Linked DNA regions of Mus musculus: region 1 is linked to region 2. A link is a contact called in ENCODE POLR2A ChIA-PET data. All regions are on one chromosome and are shown on one strand. The core of a region is the stretch at or near the end of the contact, and the rest is flanking DNA. Distances in the headings are between cores, read along the strand shown. Region 1 overlaps Stk40 (serine/threonine kinase 40). Region 2 holds the start of Thrap3 (thyroid hormone receptor associated protein 3).

Region 1 (3,506 bases), core at 669-3,168, 71 kb after region 2:
ACCAGCCCTTGCCCTGTCACTGACTATATAGCTTCCTGATGGCCCTCATTTGGAACAGAGGTCCTGCTGGGAGGTTGACACTAACACCAGAGGAGGAATGTGGCTCTCGGAGAGTGGGTAACACTCATTTAGTAAGCAGGGGCCAGTGTCCCAGGAGGACGCTTAGTGTAAGAAGGGAGGCTGAGCAGAGGCAAGAGGTGCCTCCCAGTGACTGTGGAGGCGGCTCTGGGCTGGCCTGGGGGAGCCTAACTCCCTCTGCGGAGACTCAGGCGCACGCTTTCCATGTATGCCCACTTACTGTTTGTTTGTTTCCACCTCTGAAGAAAACTTTTCAGATAGGACAGCTAAGACCCAGAAGGAAAGGGACCTGCCCGAGATCACACAGATTGTAGCACTGGCAGGTAGGACTAAGCCCAGGCCTGTTAGGCCCCAGACCCCCTAGGAAGTGCCCAGCCCCCAAATGACTTTTCCTTCTGTTCTAGCCAGGCCGACTCATCTCTTGAGTTTCAGACTGCCTTGGCCTTAAAAAAATAAAAAATAAAAAAGACCAATTCCTCCCTCACCCCCAAAGTCTCCAGGCAGGCGGCTTTTGGCTCGGAACCTTTCTAGGAAGCTCATGGTGTGGTCCTCGCAGCTGGGGGTGAAGACAGCCCTCGCCAAGAGGCCTGTGGGAGCACCGGTGAAGAGGGGTGTCTCTTCCTAGCTGCAGTGCCACTGCTGAGAATCAGCAGTGAGGCACTCAGTGAGGGGCCTTGAGCACCTCTTTCTAGAACAGTCTCCAGGGAGGGTGGAGGGTGGGCTCAAGAACAGGGTATATGGCTGCAAATGGATTTCCCCAGGAGCTGCATCCAAGAGGCTCTAAGAGCCCTTCAGCTACTTCAGGGAATTCTGCTGGCAAAGGGCTTGGTGCAAACAAAAGCCAGTCTGTCCTCCACATTTCCCATTGAAGTGTGGGCACCAGCTCTTATCCAGGAAGTCCTACAGAAGCCTGGTTGGTGGCCTGCAGGCTAGAATGTAAACAAAGGGTCTCAGCAAGGGTCATCTGCACATCTAGATGCAAAATGCCCCAGCTCTGAGCCTCCTATGCCACTGCTCCACACAGGACTGCACAGCTTTACAGAACAGCCCTGTGTGTCTGAACTGGCCACTGTAGCCACGAATGGATCCTGTGGTCTCTCAGAGGATCCTCAGAGGAGGCTTAGGGTGCTGGGAGGATAGCTCAAAGCAGAGGCAGAGAGTCTGAGACTCAGATGCCCGGGCCTGATCCTGTCTCTGCATTTCCTTGCTGGGTGAAGGTCTTGGGAAACTCAATGCCCTTTTCTGTGAAGGGGACTATGGCAGAGCCTGACTCTCAGGACTGGGCAGGCTCTGAACAGGTAAGATGGCCCTCCATGGGGTTGACAGAGGAAGCTGTCAATAGCCTCTCACTCTCTGCCAGCCAGCATGCCCAGGAGAGCCCACAGGAGACCGACTCTGACATGAGTGACAACAGGCTCTGGAGGCTCTCCCACAGGAAATGCCATGGTCAGCCCAGAGACCTCCTAAAGCTTAGCAATAGTGGCCTGCCTTGCCACTACCACCACCCACGCTGGGAGAGTGGCAAAGAGCTCCCCAGGAGCCCCAGACCCCCCAGTTAGTTGGTCCTGAAAGGAGAGCAAGAGCATCGAGGGGTGGCGGGGCAATGTGCGTCAGCAAGGCCTGCTTTGGGTGAGTCACACTTCAGCTATGGCCCCTGGGCTACCACAGTGTTCTGCTTTTCTAGGAATTGGTATGCAGCTTGCCTACCCAAGAGGAAGGAGGAGAAGGAACCCACAGTCAGCCTCACATAACCCCAAGGAGGACTTTAGACATTTCAGCCCTTGCTTCCCCGTTCCCTTCCCTGGGGCTCTCGTCCCATTTGTCTGCATTCCACTGGCTAGCACAAGAACCTGGCAGGGTGGGGGAGAGAGGGCTGGCATGCCTGGGTACTTAAGTGGAAGGTAGCTGGAGCCTGTCTGTCCTAAGTGAGGTGCAGTGAGCACTCTGCAAGCTGAAGATACTTGAGACCTGCTACAGCTATACTGAGGGCTCCAGAGGTGTAGAACCAGGGGCTGGGAGATGGGAGAAAGCAAAACCACCAGTGGAAGAAAGAAGCCTAGCACACTAGTGTAGTTAACAGCCAGGAACCCAACCGTGTGTTTCCATGACAACCCCTGGGATGCTCATTTAGAGAGCCGGCAAGCCAACAAGCAGCTGTTATGAAGAGCCTGAGCTCTCTAGTCCAGCTGGTTGGGACATGGGTTTTGCAATGTCCACAGAAGGCCTAGGACAGGCAGGACCCAAGCTTTCCTTTTTCTCACTCATATTCATACGTACATACATACGTATGTATATATGTATATATTATGTGTGTGTATACATATATGTATACACACACACACACACACACACATATACATAAATACTTTTTTTTAAGACAGGGTCTTTCTTGCTTATATAGCTCAAGCTGACTCAAGCTTGTGATGCCCCTTGCCTCTGGCTTCCAAGTGTTAGAAACCAGGCCTAAGCTCTCGCATTCAGATGATAAACTCATTCTCTCTAAGGCAATACCCTCTCCACAACTTGCCAAGGTGGCCAGCACCCTCTAACACCTGCCTTCCTCTTCGAGTCCCAGCCAGGATTGGAGGGCCCTTGGTCTCATCCGAGAGGTAGGAGCTCCCGGCCCATTCTTCTGTTTCTCACTCACAGGAACCTCAGGTTCTGATAGAATTGACATTCGTGTGTTCTTAGGAAGGGCCAACCCCAACCTGGCAATTTTACATCTGTATGTATCTCAGGCTGCTCTTTGTAGGAAGGTGGAATCACTCCACTTCTACAGATGAGAAGCAAGCGCAGAGTTCTGGTAACTAGAGACGTGAACGAATTCACTGAACAAGTAAATAAACATACAAGAGGCGCAGTCGGCGGTGCAGGGCGGGCTCTGAGCCAGGTCCGACCCCCACATCCTGCCCCTTCATCTTCCCTAACTCCTCACTTAGCCAGATGGGGTGAAAGCAGTCCTGGAATTTCCTGTTTCCTTCCCTCCCCTCTGCAATGTGTGACACTAAGGATTGTGTCCTTTCACGTTCTCAGGCTGGCAAACCTTTGCTCATCCTTCCTAACCAGCCAGCATGCAGCTAGCTCCCCGACACCGTCCTCGGTATGTGATGTGTGCTTTCTGGTCATCAGACGGCAAGCTACATGGGGTAGGCCAGAAATAAGTCTGTAGTTTCAACCTCAGGGAGCTGGGAGAGAGCAGGGTCGCTTAGCTGGCTCTGTATGGTACTATGTTGTATCAGCTGGAGCTTTGAAACCTGTGGTTCTCACCCTCCTGAGTGGTCCACCTTCCTACAGCTTCTTTTCCCATGACCACTGAGGCTTCAGCTATTAGACAAGGACAGTGGGACCTCTCCTGGGCTGACCACATCATGGAACAAATCCCCACTATGACTTGTGCTATAAGCATATGCTGCTGCCATTTTGCCTTC
Region 2 (3,840 bases), core at 968-3,467:
AGTAGACATCCAGAAAACCTGCAAACTGAAGTTTAAATCGAAACCGAACGTCTCAAGAGGAATTACAGAGTATGCAGCTCACAGGAAATGCTTCACAAGTGGGGAAGTATGAATTACGTAGAATACTACTGAGGCCAGAGAGCTTACAGATTGAGTTGAGCTTGGCGACTTTTCTCTCGTGAGAAAAGTTTACCGATCGATGTGTGTTTTGTCTGCTTTGGCCTGGTATGTGGAGAAATTCATCAACACTCATCATCCCTGCTGGGGCTGCTCTGGTGCTGCTGTTGGTGTTGGTATGCATGACAAAAGCTGATGCACATGAGAACTGGCTCGTCTTGGGACAACCAGATCTTGGGGTACAGAATTTAGCATTTAATACCAAACCAGACCGACCCTAACATCTGTTCTCAAAGAGCTCACAGTCTGCTGGTGACAAAACAGGTGCTTTAGTAATTATAGGTGTAGTCCCTGGGCAGCACACCTAAGGAACTGTCTAAATGGCGGCAACTGCTTTCCCACCTCAGCCATCACGAAGTACCACCACAGCTGGGGCATCAAGTCTCCAGTGTCCGTCAGGTCAAAGCCGCCTGCAGCTGGGAAGGTCTTCCTGTTCTAATCCATGGGCTCAATACAGGAAAGAGGGTGGGGGAAAGCCACCAATCCCTGAGCTCCCCAAGTTCAGGACTTGAGATCCCACCAATCCTTACTCCGGAAATCTCTGCATGCCCTGAAAAGCCCCGCCTCCGAATAAATCCTATATATATAACCCCTGTCCTTCGTTCACTTGCCAGGAGCAGAAACAGCCACTACTCTTCGAGTCTTTGTTCTGTACCCCAAACCCTCCCAATAAATCTGCTTTATGAGATTTGCTGCCTGGTATGGCTTTCTCATTGGAAGAAGCTAAGAAGAAAAGAAGCCATGAAGAGAAGAAGAGAAGAAAGATCAGGGCTGAGGCTCCCGAGCTGCAATGCCTCTGCTGAAGAGGCTTCCTCTCAGAGCGTAGCGGTTCCTGGGCCTTCCGAATCCCTGGATACCCTTCCTTCCATCTGAACAGGAACAGTTTCAATAGCTACAGCAGTACAGTAGCTCGTAAATGCATGACAGAAAAGGTGACGTTTGAACGCTTACATGTGCAGGATTCACTAAGGCAAGCAAGTGCAGAGAAAACCAAACTGCTCTAAAAAACCTTAGTGACCATGTGAGAAACAGCCTCGTAGTGACTTAACATCTGTAAGCTCAGCAGTCATGAATGAGGCTGAGACGAAAAGGCTGCCTTGAGTTTAGGGGACGGCCTGTGCTACCCGGTGATTTCCAGGACAGCTTGGCATACAACGGGAGATTCTGTTCTAAAAATTAAAGTTAACAAAAAACAAAAAAAAACAAAAAACAAAAACCAAGGAGAAAACACAAATCCCAGGGTTTCACTTTCCAGGACATTTGTGGTTCCACAGGTACTAATATACTTCCTGGGCCCATGTTCTTAAAAAACTTCTCTGGGCCAAGTTTGAGGCCAGCCTGCTCTACCTAGAGTATTTCAGTATACCGAGAACCCTGTCTAGAATCCCCGCTCCCCATGAAAAAAATCCCCAAACTAAAAACCTCTTTGGGCTCTTATTGCCATTAAATGGGACAGGAGGTGGCTGTAGGAGAGACCGAGATCCAACGGACTTCTGGGTCCCCTGAGATCACACTATCAAAACAACTCTTCTCCATTTTGCGTTGCGTTTTCTGGGTTCCGGGTGATCAAGTGCCTTCCTTTGTCGGGGACCTCCCAACAACTCTGTGAGGTACAAATTATGAGCCTCACTTTATACAACGATCTGTTCAAGGTCAGAAAGCAGGGGAAGGGTAAGGCACAGAACGAATGCCAAGAGGCCTGATGGCCACCAAACTAGAGACTTTCCGGGGACGTAAGCAGAAGACGAGTGGGTGGGGCTCGGGCCCTCCCTCAGTCCCCCGGAGAGGCCTCTCCAAAATGGTGGGGGCAGTGGCGTCAGCAACGCCCGGGCCCCTTCCGTCCACCTCCCTCCCTCTTCCTCAGGCCACCCAGGCGGGAGCGGGGGGAGGGGGGAACGGAGGCGCAACGCAGTCGCCCACGTGACCGCCGATCTTCGGGCGCGTGACGCAAAGCGGCGGGCCCAACGCTCGCTCTGCCTTGTGGGAAATAGAGTTCGAGAGGACGTCCGGTGAGTCAGGAGAGAGAAACCTAGGACTACATTTCCCAGGAGGTAGCGGAGCGAGGCGGTAGCCGCCGTCGTCGGAGAGCGGGGACGCGGGGCGCGCTAGCGGGCGGGGGCGAGCTTCGGGCCGGTTGTGCCGTTGCGAGATTGCAGCTGTAGTCGCTCCGGCCGGTCAAGGTGAGTGGACGCAGTTGATGGGAGTGAGGACAGCTCAGCTAATCTCTGTGTGTTGGGGTTTTCCTCTTTTCTGGGCGCCGGCTGGGCCCCGGCGAGGGTTAGGCCTAGCGTGCGGCGGCTTCCTCCACGCTCGGCCCGGGCCTGCTCCGAGCGGGCCCTGCTCCATCGGCTCCTCCCCCTCCCCGCCCTTCTCCGCTTCCCTCCGCTCCGGCCTAGTTCTCCGGGCTCCGGCCGCCTTCTCTCTGAAACAGCTTGCACACTTCTGTGCACTGTGCGGGAACGACGGCTTCCACCAACTCCATCTCCCCCCCGCCCCCCAAATCCTGTTTTACGAACCTCGTTATTTGAATTTTTTTTTTCCGGGAACTCTTGCACGCCCTTCCCCCACCAGTCTCCATTGGCCTGGTTCTGTCTTCTAGGGCCCATGTGGCTGCTAGCACACTAAATGTTAGTACTTCTTCTGTGTTTGTTTTTTTTTTAAACTTGTTTGTTCTTTTGTTTTGTTTTCTTCCTCTCTTGGCCAAAAGAGGCCTATTCCAAGTTTATTTCCTATCGGAAAAATAGTTCCCACTTTCTTCCTTTGGTTGCAAGTGAGGCCGACTTGCGTTCCTTCGGTGATTGGCGTGTGCCCTGCTGGTGAGAAGCAGTTGTGTCCCACACTTAAACAACTTTTCTCTTATTTTCTTTGCTCTTGTGATTCTTAATGGGTGGAGCGTGGCGGCGGTAGTTGGCGGCAACATTGGTGGCCCAGAAGTTGGAAGCCATCGGTGAGAGTCCTATGTTAACGAGGAGCTTGCTAATTGGATAGAAACAATATGGCAAGGACGTTATAGGACAGAGCCAAGAAAGACGGCTTTATCAGCTTTTGCGTTTAAATTTCAGTTTTTACTTTAACGTACTTAAGTTTTTTTGTTTTTTTTTTTCTTTTTCTAAAATGGCAGTGCACAACCCTGGCTACCTTTAGTGTAAATATTCAACGAAATTCACTGACGGTTAACCCCTTGTTACCGGGTATGGGAGTTTTCGATTGTGGGTCCTAAGTCGAAAGGCATGTATCCAACTGTCTTTTTTCAGATCTTTCCTAGTTTTGTTTGTGGAAATACTGTCCGTGTGTAGTCAATCCTATTATTTAGACAGCTTAGGTGTATATATTATTCTGTATAAATGTTAAAGACGGCTGGTGCCTTGAAACTTGTGGAGAAAAGTTGGTCTTTGTAGTTTTTAGTTAATTTGCAGATGTGTATCTTGAATTAATATTAGTACTTAGTGAATCAAAAAGTAATGCAGCGAGCTTGCTTTGGCAGCACACATACTAAAATTGGAACGATACAGAGAAGATTAGCAATGGCCCCTGCGCAAATGCAGCTATTTTGGCATGATTGCTTTTTTTTTTTTTTTTTTTTTTAATTTTTGTTTTGCCTAAGACAAGGTCCAGGCTGGCCTCTGAACTCTGTATGTAGCTGATACTGGCCTTGAACTCTTG

What was found. ChIA-PET counts read pairs that join two places held with the same protein, here RNA polymerase II (POLR2A).
Region 1: POLR2A ChIA-PET joins it to region 2 with 16 read pairs in Patski. The contact joins the enhancer-like site here to the promoter of Thrap3 in region 2. POLR2A ChIA-PET finds 5 or more read pairs at or near these places in 4 of 5 experiments (Patski and embryonic stem cell).

Annotation. Positions count from the first base shown.
Region 1 is chr4:126,130,168-126,133,673 of GRCm38, reverse strand. The region is part of intron 6 of Stk40 (serine/threonine kinase 40); the gene reads right to left. Among named protein-coding and RNA genes, the nearest start is that of Eva1b, 16 kb to the left of the region's middle. Within about 2 kb of position 1,918, at least 1 of the 3 ENCODE cell types and tissues checked has a DNase peak (open chromatin) inside an H3K27ac peak, as active enhancers do.
Region 2 is chr4:126,201,087-126,204,926 of GRCm38, reverse strand. Thrap3 (thyroid hormone receptor associated protein 3) reads left to right here and starts at 2,217. Exons shown (of 12, transcript NM_001356455.1): 1 at 2,217-2,357. It overlaps Gm25323 (a small nuclear RNA gene), which reads left to right and starts at 3,650; the gene lies at 3,650-3,752.